Linked DNA regions of Homo sapiens: region 1 is linked to region 2. A link is an interaction called in ENCODE POLR2A ChIA-PET data of the cell type or tissue named here. Cell type or tissue: Panc1. All regions are shown on one strand. Links, peaks and the distances in the headings refer to the core of each region. The heading gives the core; the rest is flanking DNA. Region 1 has its middle 11 kb from the start of IGF2BP2. Region 2 overlaps TRA2B (transformer 2 beta homolog).

The links. Peaks named below come from ENCODE experiments on the same cell type or tissue, not always from the same donor. Only the 100,000 strongest peaks of a DNase experiment are listed, where the experiment ranks them.
Region 1: POLR2A ChIA-PET joins it to region 2 with 12 read pairs; 17 of 35 experiments call an interaction of 5 or more read pairs at or near these places.

Annotation. Positions count from the first base shown.
Region 1 is chr3:185,832,205-185,840,669 of GRCh38, forward strand. No RefSeq gene overlaps it. Among named protein-coding and RNA genes, the nearest start is that of IGF2BP2, 11 kb to the left of the region's middle. In Panc1, for the core only: no CTCF peak of the experiment used is centred there; no DNase peak of the experiment used is centred there; H3K4me3 peaks cover 575 bases.
Region 2 is chr3:185,926,215-185,934,679 of GRCh38, forward strand. TRA2B (transformer 2 beta homolog) reads right to left here. Exons shown (of 9, transcript NM_004593.3): 2 at 387-520. Among named protein-coding and RNA genes, the nearest start is that of TRA2B, 7.6 kb to the right of the region's middle. In Panc1, for the core only: no CTCF peak of the experiment used is centred there; no DNase peak of the experiment used is centred there; H3K4me3 peaks cover 740 bases; H3K27ac peaks cover 1,063 bases.

The sequences.
Region 1 (8,465 bases), core at 185-8,184, 94 kb before region 2:
AAACATCCACACCCTTTGTGGAAGAAACATATATGACCATTCATTGTAGCACTGTGATGGTGAAAAATTTAAATGTCCATCAACAATAAAACTGGTACATTGTGGCATAGCTATAAATTGACTACTATATATTGAGTCAAAGGGGACACATGTTTATTCATTTTCTCTGGAATCATTACTGTTTCCTCACTTCTGGATGAAATAAAATAGGCAACGTGTCAACATTAACCACCTAAACAAAAACAAACATATGCTAAGTGAAAAGTTATAGAAGGATGTTGGTTATACGAAGTTTTCTTTCTTTCTTCCCTGCCCCCCAGACCCACCGGAGACAGGGTCTTGCTTTGTCACCCAGGCTGCAGGACAATGGCATGATCTCAGCTCACTGCCACCCCTGCCTTCCAGGCTGAAAGATTCCTCCCACCTCAGCCTACTGAGTAACTGGGACTACAGGTGTTCACCACCACAATGGCTAATTTTTTGTACTTTTGCAAGAGATGGGAGTTTCGCCATGTTCCCTATGATTGGTCTCGAATGCCTGAGCCCAAGCTGTCCATCCTCGTTGGCCTCCCGAAGTGCTGGGATTATAGGTGTGAGCCACTACAGCTGATCTCTACAAAGTTTGAAAACATGCAAAGCAATTCTGTTGTTGATATGGACACATTTGTGTGGCATAATTGTACAAAAACATGCATGGGAACAGCAAACTCTAAATTGGGGATAATGATTACCTTTAAGGAGGGAGAAAAGGGAATAGGGGGAGGTGGAAGGGCACAGATAGAATTTCTGTTTTTTTAATTTAATTTTTTTTTTTACACGGAGTTTCACTCTTGTTGCCCAGGCTGGAGTGCAATGGCGCAATCTTGGCTCACCACAACCTCTGCCTCCTGGATTCAAGTGATTCTCCTGCCTCAGCCTCCCGAGTAACTGGGATTGCAGGCATGCACTACCATGCCCGGCTAATTTTTATATTTTTAGTAGAGAGGGAGTTTCTCCATGTTGGCCAGACTGGTCTCGAACTCCCGACCTCAGGTGATCTGCCAGTCTCAGCCTCCCAAAGTGATGGGATTACAGGCGTGAGCCACCAAGCCCTGCCAATTTTTGTTTTTTAAAAGTAGGTGGCAGGTACATGGATGTTTAGTTACATTTTTATTACTTCGAGACAGAGGTTAATTCTTGTCAGATGTGCATTATAATCACCAAGAAAACCTTCAAAAATACAGATTCCCAAGACCTACCATGAGAACTCCTGAATCAGAATTTTCAGGGTAGAAGCCCACGAATCTATTTTTCTTTTGTTTTGTTTTACAGTACGTTCTTAATATGCTTACCCAGAATCTACATTTAAAAAAAAAGTATATGTGTGTGTATATATACACAATAATATTACAAGAAGTCCCATATACTCTTTACCCAGATTCCCCAAATGTTAACATTTGTTTTATCTTTTATGTTTCTCTGAATCATATGCCTAAATACCTCAGTTTGTATCTGCTTAAAAAAAAAATTAGGCCGGGCACGGTGGCTCACGTCTGTAATCCCAGCACTTTGGGAGGCTGAGGCGGGTGGATCACCTGAGGTCAGGAGTTCGAGACCAGCCTGGCCAACATGGTGAAACCCCGTCTCTGCTAATAATACAAAAATTAGCAGGGTGTGGTGGCGCGTGCCTGTAATCCCAGCTACTCGGGAGGCTGAAGCAGGAGAATCACTTGAACCCGGGAAGCAGAGGTTGCAGTGAGCCAAGATCACGCCATTGCACTCCTGCCTGGACACAAGAGGGAAACTATGTCTCAAAAAAAAAAAAAAAAAGAAAGAAAGAAAAGTCTATTCCCAGTACAATGATAAAAACCAGTAAATAAACATTGATACTGTAATCTGCAGACTCTTCAAATTTCAAATTTTATGAATTGTGTCAATATTATTGCAAAAGAAAATCCCAGGCTGGGTGCGGTGGCTCACGCCTGTAATCCCAGCACTTTGGGAGGCCGAGGCTGGCGGATCACGAGGTCAGGAGATCGAGACCATCCCGGCTAAAACAGTGAAACCCCGTCTCTACTAAAAATACAAAAAATTAGCCGGGCGTAGTGTCGGGCGCCTGTAGTCCCAGCTACTTGGGAGGCTGAGGCAGGAGAATGGCGTGAACCCGGGAGGCGGAGCTTGCAGTGAGCCGAGATCCCGCCACTGCACTCCAGCCTGGGCGACAGAGCGAGACTCCGTCTCAAAAAAAAAAAAAAAAAAAAAAAGCCCAAATCATTTGTTGTGTATGGTTACCTAGTCTCTTTACTCTCCTTTAATTTGGACAGTTCTTCAGTCATTGTTTGTTTTTCATGACATTGATGTTGATTACTACGGGCTATTTATTTGGTAGAATGCCATTGAATATGAGTTTGATGTTTTCGTATGATTAGATTTATGTGCTGTATTGTCTTGCAGGAATGCCACAGAGGTTATAATTGTGGTCAGATAATGTGCATTGTGTCTGGAAGCACTTGTTGATTGGTCCCATTATTGGTGATGTTAACTTTGCTCCCTTGGTTAAGACAGTGTGTCAGTATGTATCAGGTTTCTTCATTGTAAAATTACTAAGTATCTCTTGGGGAGATACTTTGAAACTATGTAGATGCTCTGTTACCCATCAAAATTTCAACCACGAGTTTTAGTATCTAGTGTTGAGTCTTGCTTGGATTATTATTAGGGTTGACAAGCGGTGATTCTGATTTAATCATTTCTTTTATATTTATTAGTTGACTTTCTACTGTAAGAGCTTTCCCTTCATCCCATGTATTGTATCACTGTGGACAAATGGATTCTTTTTTTTTTTTCCTTTGTTTGTTTTATGATGGAGTCTTGCTCAGTCTGGCTCTGTCACTCTGAACCACGTTGGCCAGGCTGGTCTCAAACTCCTGACCTCAGGTGATCCGCCCACCTTGGCCTCCCAAAGTGCTGCGTGAGCCACCACTCCTGGCCTGGATTCCTATTGTATTTAAAGTGACATCAATGTTTACTATTAGTAAGTATTTTGATGCTCAAATTGTCTCAGATTTGGCCAGCAACAGCCCCTTCAAGCTGGCACGTGTGAACTTCTGTTACTATTTTAGGTTTGTACTTTATCTGCCTTGCCTATAATCAACCACTTATCCAAGGAGTCTAGGTACTTTTTAGTATTTATAAACCAAGATCTGCATGCTACATATGCTCACTGCTACAGGAATATCATTGATTCTACACCCTCTTAGTTGAAGGAGGTAGGTAATAGATTATATACATAAACACACACATAGACCTACACCTGTCTATTCTGGCTAGTGCTGTATTAAAAATCACAAGTTTGGGCTGGGCACAGTAGCCCACGCCTGTAATCCCAGCACTTTGGGAGGCCGAGGCAGGTGGATCACAAGGTCAAGGGTTCAAGACCAGCCTGGCCAAGATAATGAAATCCCGTCTTTACTAAAAATACAAAAAAAAAAAAAATTAGCTGGGCATAGTGGCAGGCACCTATAATCCCAGCTACTTGGGAGGCTCAGGCAGAGAATCGCTTGAACCCGAGAGACAGAGGTTGCAGTGAGCTGAGATCATGCCACTGTACTCCAGCCTGGGTGACAGAGTGAGACTCCGTCTCAAAAAAAAAAAAAAAAAAAAAATCCCAAGTTCACGCTAATACTTTCTTTGTTTTGTTTTGTTTTGTTTTGTTTGTTTTTTGAGACAGAGTCTCACTCTGTCACCCAGGCTGTAGTGCAGTGGTGCGATCTCAGCTCACTGCAACCTCAGTCTCCCGGGTTCAAGGGATTCTCCTGCCTCAGCCTCCCGAGTAGCTGGGGTTATAGGTGCCCACCACCACGCCTGGCTAATTTTTGTATATTTGTTTATTTAGTAGAAACAGGGTTTCACCATGTTAGCCAGGCTGGTCTCAAACTCCTGACCTCGGGTGATCCACCCACCTTGGCCTCCCAAAGTGCTGGGATTACAGGCGTGAGCCACCACACCCAGCCCACACTGATACTTCTGATTCCAGTGAAACACTGTAAGATTCTCCTTCCCACTTTTCATATTTGTAACTCTTGCCTTCAATAGTGAGAAACCTGGCTCCCATTATCTACAATATATTTACTTATTCAATCTTACACACTTAAAATTGGATTGATTCATTTGCTTCTGCTGTTTCTTTTCTTTTTCTTTTCTTTTTTTTTTTTTTTTTTTGAGGCAGAGTCTCACTCTGTTGCCCAGGCTGGAGTGCAGTGGCACAATCTTGGCTCACTGCAACCTCCGCCTCCCAGGTTCAAGCAATTCTGTCTCAGCCTCCCAAGTAGCTGGGACTACAGGTGTGCGCCACCAAGCCCAGCTAATTTTTGTATTTTTAGTAGAGATGGGATTTCACCATATTGGCCAGGCTGGTCTCGAACTCCTGACCTCGTGATCCTCCTGCCTCGACCTCCCAAAGTGCTGGGATTACAGGCGTGAGCCACCAGGCCAGGCCGCTTCTGTTTTTTCTACTTTATTTCCCACCACCACCGCCCCCCCCCCAACCCGCCGCCATCCTAGTTGTTTTTCTTTTTGTTGTTAAGTAAAATATTAACAAGATTGCAAAACACAGAATGTATAGTCAGAGGAATTCCATCCCCTCCCCATTCCTTCTATTCTGTCCAGTTCATTTCCACCCAATCCCTGAGGGTAAACAATTGTATTAACTTCTGGTTTCTCTTTCCTGTGTTTCTTTTTTTCTTTTTCTTTTTTTTTTTTTTTGAGACGGAGTCTCGGTCTGTCGGCCGGACTGGAGCACAGTGGCGCGATCTCGGCTCACTACAAGCTCCGCATCCCGGGTTCACACCATTCTCCTGCCTCAGCCTCCCGAGTAGCTGGGACCACAGGCACCCGCTACCACACCCGGCTCATTTTTTTTGTATTTTTAGCAGAGACGGGGTTTCACCGACTTAGCCAGGATGGTCTCGATGTCCTGACCTCGTGATCCGCCCACCTCGGCCTCCCAAAGTGCTGGGATTACAGGCATGAGCCACTGCACCCGGCCTTTCCTGTTTCTTTTTACACAAATGAACATATACATGCATATTTCCTCCTTTCCTACAAAAATGGTAGCATATTGCCAATACTCTTTTCCACTTTGTTTTCTTCCTTTAACAAGAGATCTTGTATCAGTTCATAGAAATCTTTCTCCTTTTTTAAACAGCTGCATAATACTCATATGCCATATATATGGGCATGTCAGTGACTTCCAATATATTGTAATTTTACAAAAATGATGCTATGAATAACCTAGTATGTATGTATTGTTGGAGGTTTATCTTCAGGGTAAATTCCTAGGAGTAAGGTTGCTAGGTCAAAAAATAATACATGTGCACTGTGCGTGTGTATGTGTGTTAAATATTTATTGTGAAATTCTCCATAGAGATTATACCAGCTTGCATTCCACCAGCACTGTATGAGTGCCTGTTTCCCAACAGCCTGCCAACAAACTCTGTGATTACGCTTTTTACTTTTTGCCAATCTGATAAGTGAGAAATTGTATCTCAGTGTAGTTTTAATTTGTAATTCTCTCATTATGAGTGAAAACGAACTTTTTTTTCATGTGTTTAAAGATCATCTTTTTTGTTGTTGTTGGGGATACATTCTCTGTTCATGTCTTTTGCCCATTCTTCTATTGAAGAGTTTTGATCTATTTTTCTTCTCAACTTTTATGGTTATTTAAATATTATGGATGTAAGGTTTTTATCTGAGATACGTGTTACAAATATTTTCTCCCAGGTTTTAATTGTCTTTTTACATTGTTCATGGTGTTTCTTCCTATGCAAAAGGTTTTACTTTTATGTAGTCAAGTTTATCAATCTTTTATTTCATTTTATTTAATTTTGAGTTATAGTTAGAATGCTTTCCCCTACCCCAGATTAAAGAGAAATTTACTCATTTTAAAAATAGTATGTGTATGGTGATAGATAGATACATAAATAGATAGGTAGGTAGGTAGGTAGATCGATCGATTCTTTTTTTTTTTTTTTGATCGATTCTTGATCCACTTGGAATTTGTTCTTGTCGATGGTATGAGGTATGGATCTCCTTTTACCTTTTTCTTCTAAGTACCTAATTGTTCCAGTACCATTTATTTTAAAAATCCTTTTGGCCCAGGTGTTTTGAGACACCATCTTTATTACATACTAAAGTTCCATATGTACTTGGTCCTACTTCTGGACTTTCTTTTCTACTGGTCTATCCATATTACCATACTCTACTGTTGTAAAGGCTTTATGGTATGTTTTCATGTCTGGTAGGCCAAGTCCCCCTTGTGACTTTTTTCTTTTCTTAGTATTTTCCTGGCTATTCTTGTATGTTTGCCTTTCTGTATGAAGTTTAGTATCAGTTTCTTAAGCTCCATAAAAAGGTTGTTGGTGCAGCCATAAAAAAGAATGAGATCATGTCCTTTGCAGGGACATGAATGGAGATGGAGGCCATTATCCTTAGCAAACTAAATCAGGAACAGAAAACCAAATACCACATGTTCTCACTTATAAGTGGGAGCAAAATGATGGCAACACTTGTACACAAGATGAGAACAACAGGCTGGGCGCCGTGGCTCACACCTGTAATCCCAGCACTTTGGGAGTCTGAGGCAGGTGAATCACTTGAAGCCAAGGAGTTTGAGACCAGCCTGGCCAACATGAGGAAACCCTGTCTCTACTAAAAATACAAAAAACCAGCCAGGCATGGTGGCGCACACCTGTAATCCCAGCTACGCAGGAGGCTGAGGCATGAGAATCCCTTGAACCCAGGAGGCAGAGGTTGCAGTGAGCTGAGATCGCGCCACTGCACACCAGCCTGGGTGACAGACTCTGGTTTCCAAAAAAAAGAAGAAGAAGGGAAAAACACACACTGGGGCCTTTTGGAGGGTGGAAGGAGGGAGAGGATCAGGAAAAATAAATAACTAGTGAGTACTAGCCTTAATACCTCATGAAATAATCTGTATAAACAAACCCCATGACACAAGTTTATCTATATAATAAACCTGCACTTGTACCCTTGACCTTTGTGCGATTGACTTGATGGGAAGTTAACAGATAATGGCTAAAATTGAAAAATCTAAGAATGGCATAAGCAAATTAGTTAGAAATACATAGATAAATACCTAAAGAAGAAAGAGCTTCAAAAGTGAGGAGACTTTATTTTTTATTTTTATTTTATTTTATTTTATTTTATTTTTTGAGATGGAGTTTTGCACTGTCACCTGGGCTGGAGTGCAATGGCGCGATCTCGGCTCACTGAATTCTCTGCCTCCTGGGTTCAAGTGATTCTCCTGCCTCACCTCCCAAGTAGCTGGGATTACAGGCACACACCACCAAACCCGGCTTTTTTTTTTTTTTTTTTTTTTTTGTATTTTTAGTAGAGACGAGGTTTCACTAAGTTGGCCATGATGGTCTTAAACTCCTGACCTCATGATCCACCCACCTTGGCCTCCCAAAGTGCTAGTATTACAGGCGTGAGCCACTGCGCCCAGCCAAATGAGGAGACTTTCTTTAAAAAAATAAGGCTTTTAGTACATGTATTAGTCAGGCTCCTGGTAGGAAACAGATGGCTAACTTAATCAGGGTGATTAAAAATCTCATAGAAGTATAGTAGGTCTTCTGTGTCCTTGGATTAACCAGCCATGGATTGAAAATATTCAGAAAACAATAAAAATAACAATATAACAACAAATAATAATAGAAATAGGTCAGGTGAGGTGCCTCACATCTGTAATCCCAGCACTTTGGACAGCTGAAGCAGGAGGATTGCTTGAGACCAGGAGATTAAGACCAGCAACAAAGTGAGACCCTTTCTCTACAAAAAAAAAAGAAAAAAAGTTAGCTGGGCTTGGCTTTGCATACCAGTAGTCCCGGTTATCTGGTAGGCTGAGGCAGGAGTATCACTTGAGCCCGGAAGTTCTAGGCTGCAGGGACCTATGATCACACCACTGCATTCCAGCCTGGGCAACAGAATAAGACACCATTTAAAAAATTAAAAATAAAAAAAGATGCAAATTTTTAAAACAATATAACAACTATTTACTTAGTATTTACAGTGTATTAGGTGTTATAAGTAATCTAGAGATAATTTAAAGTATATGGGATCACTTTGGGAGGACTCACTTGAGGCCAGGAGTTTGAGACCAGCCTGGCCAACATGGAGAAACCCTGTCTCTACTAAAAATACAAAAATGACCAGGCGCAGTGGCTCATGCCTGTAATCCCAGCACTTTGGGAGGCCAAGGCAGGTGGATCATGAGGTCAGGAGATCGAGACCATCCTGGCCAACATGGTGAAACCTCATCTCTACTAAAACACGAAAAATTAGCCAGGCATGGTAGCCCGTGCCTGTAGTCCCAGCTACTCAGGAGGCTGAGGCAGGGGAATCGCTTGAACCTGGAAGGCAGAGGTTGCAGTGAGCAGAGATTACACCACTGCACTCCAGCCTGGCAACAGAGC
Region 2 (8,465 bases), core at 54-8,053:
ATATATACTTATTTATCAAGAATTCTAATTACTGAAAGCCAATGTTCTGCAGTATATTTGCCATACTAGTAAGCAGTTTACTTACATTTAGTAAATCCTCACAACAACCCTGAAGAACTGGTACTGTATTACTAATTTGCCTTTTATAAAGAAGCTAAAGCTGAAAGGTTAATCTGCCCAAACCAGCAAAAATAGAAAACCCTGACTCCAAAAGCCCAGGCTCTTAACCGCTTTTAGTCTTGCCTCCCAGAACTTAAGTTCACTTCTAGTACCAATATTTAATAGGCCAACAAATAATCTAACCCTCTCTACCTTCCTGGTTTACAAAACACGCACCAATTTCAGAGCTAAGAGTAACGAGGAAATCTCAAGACAGTCTTTCTTACCTAGATTCAGATCGGGACCTGGACTTTGATCTGGAACGCCTGGAATCTTCCTTGGAGCGAGACCTTGCAGGGGTATGCCTTGCAGATTTCCCCGATCCGTGAGCACTTCCACTTCTGGAAGCAGAACGGGATTCCTACACGTAGATGTTAAAAGTTTAATTTGCACACTTTCTGGGCAACTTTAAAAACAAATAAGCTGCTGTGAGATAAATGGTGAGGGACAGCAATCCCCTTCCAAGATAAGAAAATATAGGTAAGGGCAGGAACTGAATATACCTGGTGTTAATAGTTTCATTGCTCCAAATGACATAAGTCAATTAACTTGTCCTTTCTTCCACCTTTTTGGAGCAGGGATAAGAGTTATTTGACCCCACTTCCTTCAGAAAGGGGTGCCAAAGTCAAGCAGTTAAGGGAACTGTCCAAGGACTGTGTTTCAGAATGTTACTCCATAAAGACTAGGGTGAGGCGGAACCTTATTAACTATGACACCTATACTTTATACCTATTTCAATCAAGTTGCAATCAATAAAACAAAATCCTATATAATTTATATAATTTACTTAAAAAAATGCTTGATTTTTAAAAAGACCTTGACCTTTCAAGTTACTACTTATAATTCAGTGATAAGAGATAAAGATGATGATCTCAGTTTCAAATCCTAGAGAAAAGCAGAAACCTAGTGGAAAGCAAAGGCTAGCTTGAAGGACACTAAACCCTGTAAAACCCTATTGCATCTAACCATGGTGGGAGGCCCCCTAAAAAACTGAAAGCAACCAGATGGAGCTACAACAGAACAGCGAACTACACACAAATAAGAGTAGAGAGGGTGTCAGAGATCCTCCACAGCTTCTCCAGCTAAATGGAGATGAGCCAGGGCAAACTTATGGAAAACCAGGAATTAACCTAACTTACCTAGTTACTTAAGTACACATCAAAACCAGGCAGCTAAATCAGGAGCTCCTAACCTAGGGCCCAGGAAGCAAAAGAGTACAGAAACTACATACAAAAGCCAAAGTTTAGGTAAACATTGTGTACTCATAGCTTTCCCAACCAAAACTGGGATTGGCTGGCAGGTTAAGGGGGGATTTGTAATGAAAAATAGCAAAGGAATGGTAACCAGGATAACTAGGTCACCAACGAGCTAAAGACACATAATCAACAAAAGGGTATACTAAGTAATGAAACCAAGGAAAAGTTCTGCCAAGGCACCAAAACAGTAGATGAGGAAAGGACAGAACCTACTCCTAGTCAGTCTGATAGCTAGGTAAAATTATCAAGGCAACCTTTATTTTAGGTTATCAAACTTAGACAAAGTAAAGCCTGGTAAGCCTTTCTACTCCAGAGAGCAGAAATGGCAAGACTCAAAAGGAAGCAGTATTACAGTAAGTCACTATATGGCATGAATCAAAGGTGAAGCTTTCAGATAAAATCACAAGAGATTTCCTTGTGTGATACATCTTCAGAGTATTCTGGACATTCTTGAAAGGACAGTAGAGGATTATTCTAAATTACAGCTCAAAACACTTTAGAAGATAGTTTTGTGGTTTACAACATAATGGAGAAAATTTGGATGATCCTTTGATGCTCAGGGAAAACATTTATAATGTAACACAGAATAGACAAATTAAGGTTTGAGGTTTAACACAGAAGGAAAGGCTAACTCATCCAGTAAAATGAGTTCAGGTCTCTAGGCCCCAGACGACTCTAGAAACGTTCAAATGACTTCAAAGCCATTATAAAACATGGTGGGGTGACATGAAATGTGACAGCCTTTCCCCTCTACCTCCCTCCATGACTGACTGTAAAAAGATTAAAAGAAAAATATATGAACAGCTGCCTTTAACATCAAGAAATGGTTAAAGGATGTAGTGATGCTCTGGGGCTTCCAATTAACAACAATCCCTTGGAATTCCCTATCAAGTATTCTGAACGGACACTTCCCTTCTCTCCATGGACAAAGGAGGAAGTCTCAAAAATGAGGGTGTAGTTTTTGCTATTTTTACCACAGGCAAAAATTAACATAGGTGAGAATATAGAAATGGGGAACCCAAAAGTTGCTAAAAGCCTGTTTACTCCAACACTAGAAAGATTACCTCTATGGAAATGAAACAATTTTCTCCAGAAGTGAAAGCAGAATATGGGTGTTTCACAGTAACAGTTAAGACTACCAATAAAGTAACTGTAGTTAACAGAAATCAGTCAGCCCAGGAATCTGAGTATAAAGGAAGAATGGGTCAAGTCAAGATCCTCTTTAAGCTCCTGGCTTTAACAGAAAAACCTTTATTCTAAGCTAAGATGCTTCGGCAGCCTGTCCACTGAGGGAAGAGACAGTACTCCTAACCTAGAAAATAAGACTTAATGAAGTTTTCTCCTTAAAATCTAGCAGATCACAGATACAATATTTCTGAAATCACAGGAGTTTTCACTCAGCCTCCAAAACTAACGGACTATGCAGATATATTTTGTAAGCAATCATTTCTTGGGCCAGGAATAAGGGAAATACCAGAATGCAAAGGCTTCCTTTTCTATACTGACACTTGTTTGGGTAACACCTAAACGTCTCGATCCTTTATCAGGGATATTTTCTTAAAGAAGTTAAAGCTTTCTGAAGTTATTTTGGCCATTTAACTGGCTGGGAAATACATATGGCAAGGGAATAAAACTTGCCTACAAGAAATAAGACCTAAAATTAGCACCCAAATCAAAAGCATAATTAACTTTAAATCTCAATGCAGACAGGTAAAGCTATAAAAACCAGTTGGGGAAGTCCCTAAATCTAAGCATACTTCAAATTCCACTCTCAGGGCTGACATGGTCAACACATTAAAACCACACCAACAGACAGAACTGGACACCACTGCCTCAAAAAAAGGGACCATGAAACTAAAATTAGCATGAATAAAACCAAAATTTCCCTGAAAAAATGCTCAGGAAATCAATCAAGCTCTCACAGACTGGATCTCAGCCACATCCTAATACAAAACCTAAAGGGAATACATCAAGTAAAAATACAACACACTTAGCCTTCCAACAAAATAATCCACATCTCCCTATTCTGAGAACAGCAACCACCTTACAAAAACATATTTGAAAGGACTAACCATCCAATCCCTGTATTATTTTAAAAACTGAATGTGGTTTGTTAGATTTAAAATAGTGGCTCATAAACACTGCATCTCTTAAAACACTGTTTATCATACTAGTTAAGTCTGACTTACTTGACTTAGTCAACCTCAGAAGTTACATGCTTCCTACTCATTTTTTTCCCTTGGCAAAGGTTATCTTCCTGAAACACTGTCATCCCCTTCCTTGTTTTGACTCCCCTTAGCATTAATCAGACCTCTGATTAAGGCAGTCTTTCACACACTGCCTGTTCTCAGGAACAGAAGCCGGCCTCCTCCTCATCTTCCCTATGGCCCGAGGAGGAGACACATTAGGACCCACAGATGCTTTGGTCAAGGGGGAAAACAAAAACAAATGGACACAATGGTCCACTAGCAACGTTTTCTCACCTTAAGTCTATCCAGCTTGGGTCATAACCAGATTCCAAATTGCTTTCTTTCCTTTAGTGGGCTGGGGGTTAAGAGGTCTTTTCCTCTTTTGCACCCCAAGGACCTGTCAGGTTTCTTGATAAAAGAATCCATGGGCTTGGAATTAAAATGTAATATTCATTCACACATTTACCTCAGTTTCCTGCCTGCTCTTTGAGTAATTTGGAACATAAAATAACATTTATCATCATTAGTTTATCTATGGCAAGAAATTTGACAAAGGAATGCAAAACTTCTTAAGAGAAAATTTTCTTCTGCTTGCAAGATATAGAAATAAACAGGCCTGAAAGCATCAGAAAATGGATTCTCCAAGAAATGCCATTTAAGTCACTTTCTCCAAGAGCATGAAGACCTGACAACTCTCAGAGAAAGTTTATTTCAGGAAGACATGTGTGACATGATACCCTTGGCATTCTCAACTGGGTAGAAAACCGCTGGCTGACTACTACTGGGTATTATTTTTGATATGTGTACTTGTCTCATTCAACTGAAAGTAACATTACACCAATCACTTGACCCTTCTACTCAGCTAAAACAAAACACACAGAAAAGAAGGGACAGCTTTTGGGTTGAATTTCTCAATAAGTGCAAGGGATACCAGGTAACCAGAATAAAGCTACTTTGTAACCGTTACCTCTAACATTACAATAGCTAAATGTTGATAGCAAAAAAGGAGAAATAGGAATGAAAGCATCTGCCATTACTGCAATTTGTATTAGCTATCCTGTTCACTTGTGTGACCCACCTCTTCTAAGGGGAAGCTACGGTATTTTATCAGTAATCCTAGTCAATCAGCTGAAATAGGCATTAAACAGAAACAGAATTTGAAAAACCATCCCTGTGTATTTAGCAAATATGCATCTTAAATTTAGGGCCCAAATGCTCACAGATTTCCACTAGTGCCATATGGAAAAAACTAACACACTAATGCCAAAGGGAACTATTTTGTTCAATGCTTTGTTTGGATTTTGGGGGTTTGGTTCCATAACCATCCTGGTGACATTCCTTTGAAAATGGTTTAACAGAAAATATTCTACTATACATTGCTCAGTACTGAAGGAAAGGGGACAGTGCAATCTAAGAGTCCAGGGAGGTGGCAAAGACCACCAGTTCCAACCCTGGAGGTATTCGCTCATGCCCCAGGACCAGCAACATTAGACAGGTAAAGTTTATCTAGAGAGGACAACATGAAGCCCACTGTTACCCATGCTGGAGAGCTCACTGCTGCCTGGTGCTTGACTACTAAATATTTTTTAAAAATTGCATTTCAATCATTTAACTAAGCAGTTAAAATCAGAATTACCTAATTTAAACGTTTCCCCTGGAAGGCACTTCTTTACCCTGTATATATTTTCCTCTATTAAACAAATAATGCATGCATGTTTAGCAAAATATACAGGGACACATAAACAGACTAGTAATTACTTAGCGTAGTGCTTTCTGATTCCAGATTACTTCTTATCTTAACTTCATTTTTATTTCTTTTCTTCATTCTTCCGTTTCAAATTCTGACTTCTTTCATCTTCCCCACTTCACACAAATTGCTCAATATTCTACAAGTGGGACTTCTGGTCTGATAATTAGCATGCATTCTTTCTTTTATTTTTTCAAATTTCAGCTTCACTTATTCCTGAGCTTCAAATACTCATTTATAAAACTTGTCAAATGACGACTTCCGCATTTTCCTTCTTCAACATTAACCTTAATAGAAAAAGAACAGGATGAAGAATATTTTAAAACTCCAGGATAAAATCCAGTGCCAAAACTGAAACTAGAAAAAAAAAATCCCTTTGTTGATTTGGATTAAAAAAAAAAAAAAAGAAACTAGAATATGCAGCTCAAAAAACTGAAAACTACATAGTTTTCTGCTGGTTCTAGAATATATGGTAATCTCATTTCTCTACTCCAAATAGACTTATCATGCTTAAGTTGAATGTGAAGTGCGCCACTGAACATTTACTGTTCATTTAACATTTTAAGAACTATTAGTTACATTTCACACTTCTTATTATATTCAATAGAAAATAGGTTAAGTGTCAAAAGCACACCTCTAGTCAAAAAGTGACACATTAATACATAAGTGCATGAAAGGAAAGCACGGACAATTCATTTGTACAATGACAAACGCTCAGGGTTGAAGAGGTTTACAGTATTGTGACTTGTCTAGATAGGATAAAGAAACGTATTTAGCGTCACACATTTTTGTACTGTATTTAAAGAGCTCTGCAGAAAGACGGTGTCAGGGAACCTGACAATTTGGAGCTTAAGTGTAACCCACCCCCTGGAAAAGCTGCTCTAGTGAGATTTTATAGTATGAATCATAAAAAGACAAAATCAAGTCAACCACCTACAATATGCCAGTAGCTATGAAGGAAAGCAGAACAAACTTGAATCCAACACTGGTATTTTCAAAGAGTTTTGTTGTACATTTTCCCCCTCAATTTAGAAAATATTAAGTCTTCTGGATGTCCAAAGGAGAAATACTACTTTAAAAGGTGGCACTATTTAAATTACAGCTCACCTCCTCAAATAATTAAAAAGATTGAATTTAGTTGATCTGTAAATGTCTGTTGAACATACTAAACAAAATAAAATACTGCCTACATAAAACATGCTAGTTTTTCTTGTTATCCTACATTTCACTTTGATGATCTTTCATTTTATTGTCAATTACTTCCTCTCCTGGTTTTTCCTCCTGAAAAAAATGTAAGGCTTTGTTTAAAAAAATTGCAAGTCTTTATACCTATCTGGGCATAAAGACAACCATCGTTAATCTGGCAAGTGCTGTGATGTCTTTCCTAACAAAAGGATAATTTCCAGTCTAGTTTTAGAGTCAATTATTGTTTATTTAATCCGAAAATTTTTAAATATGTTTTTATTTAAGGGAGTTACAGTAATTGGCTTTCTTTAAATCTCCATCACTAAAATGCAATGGGAAATGTTTTCTGGCAGCACAAATGTAATCATGGAATCAGAATGCCCAAGCAGGTTTCCTTAGGGCCTCCTAAAACTTCGATACAGACAGGGCACTTAGATGCAGAAGATACAAGAATAGAGGCCATAGCTCTAGCTATCACAACTGTTTTCAATGTGGATACCTTCCTGCTGTTACTTCATTACCCCTTCCTAACCTGGTTCCTTCTCTTATAGTCTAAGAACAAAACCATTACTAAATTATTATAAATATTAGATTTAATTCAACTCAGCTAAGTTCAAGTGGCTACTTTATAAAACCAGAAGATCAACTCTTGGGCTAATGTTATGTACATTTAGTTAAGAGACCCTAGTTAGAAATAAACAGAAACTTGTCCTATCAACACAATTTTTGTTAAAATGTTTCTAGGGGATACAACTAGAATCCATTTAACATTAAACATGCACAAACTCATTAAGTTGACTGACAAGGCAATATTTTAAAAATTGGGAGGGACAGGGGCAAAGAAAACCTCATTAATCCTGTTATGGAAAGGTCAATGCTCATATCAATATAATAAGGACTATATTTTTTTCTGGCAGCCAAACTGTCTACCAGAAGAGTAAATGGATAAGTAAATCCTCAAAAACTGGAGAATAGTGTCTGGAAAAAAACATCATCTGAAATTAGTTGTAGGCCTGTGCTTATAAAAACTCTCTTGTAAATATAGCACAGACTGTTAAATTTACATTCATAAAACAGTCAGTACTCCCCAACAAAAGCAAATATAAATATCTTTTGACTTTTCAGAAGACTACCTTTTAACCTAATTTCTAACCACAAAAATTAGAGAAAAAGGGGCCCCTTATCCAAACTGTCAGGTAACAATCTATGTTGATAACATCAATCTCAATGTAACCTCCAAAACCCAATTCAAAGCAAAGATTTTGGGGGAATTTCAAGACTGTAATTTGCTACAGTGAAGAACTTCTTTTGGTTTGCAGTTTAAAAACAAGACTAAGTGATTTCAATATCTAATTCTACATAGCCCACACCCCCAATACTAACCTGGGTCAAAACACTTAAAATTCCTAAACATCAGTCACCATGCCTTGTTAAAAAAACAGTCGCATATGTAAAAACACTGATCAACATAAAATGCTAAGGCTCAAGAAATATACACAGCTGTAGCTCTGCCCTTGTCCTGGGCAAAATAGCTATGAAAGCATTAATATTTACCACCTACGTTCGGATTTTATTGTAGAGAAAGGAGGAAAAAACGCTATGTAAGGCAAATCCCATTAACACTTCCCCCACCACCTGAATTCCTTTTCAACCTTTTGGCAAAACCAGTAGTACTTACCTTATAAAATCACCTGTAATGTCAGCTTGAAAATGTCACGTTCTAGTTCCAGACAATATCCACAATATTAAAGCATTCTTGTTTAAAACCAAGAAAAAAATATTTCAACCGGGTTTCAAGAGACTGATAAACCTAACCAGACTCACAATACAAAACAATTTCCTCCTATTTGACAATTCAATCCTTTTTTAAAGGAAATTTGGTGAGATGGCTGCAATTCTTTAGAAAGAAGTAGATTCAGAGATGTTTCA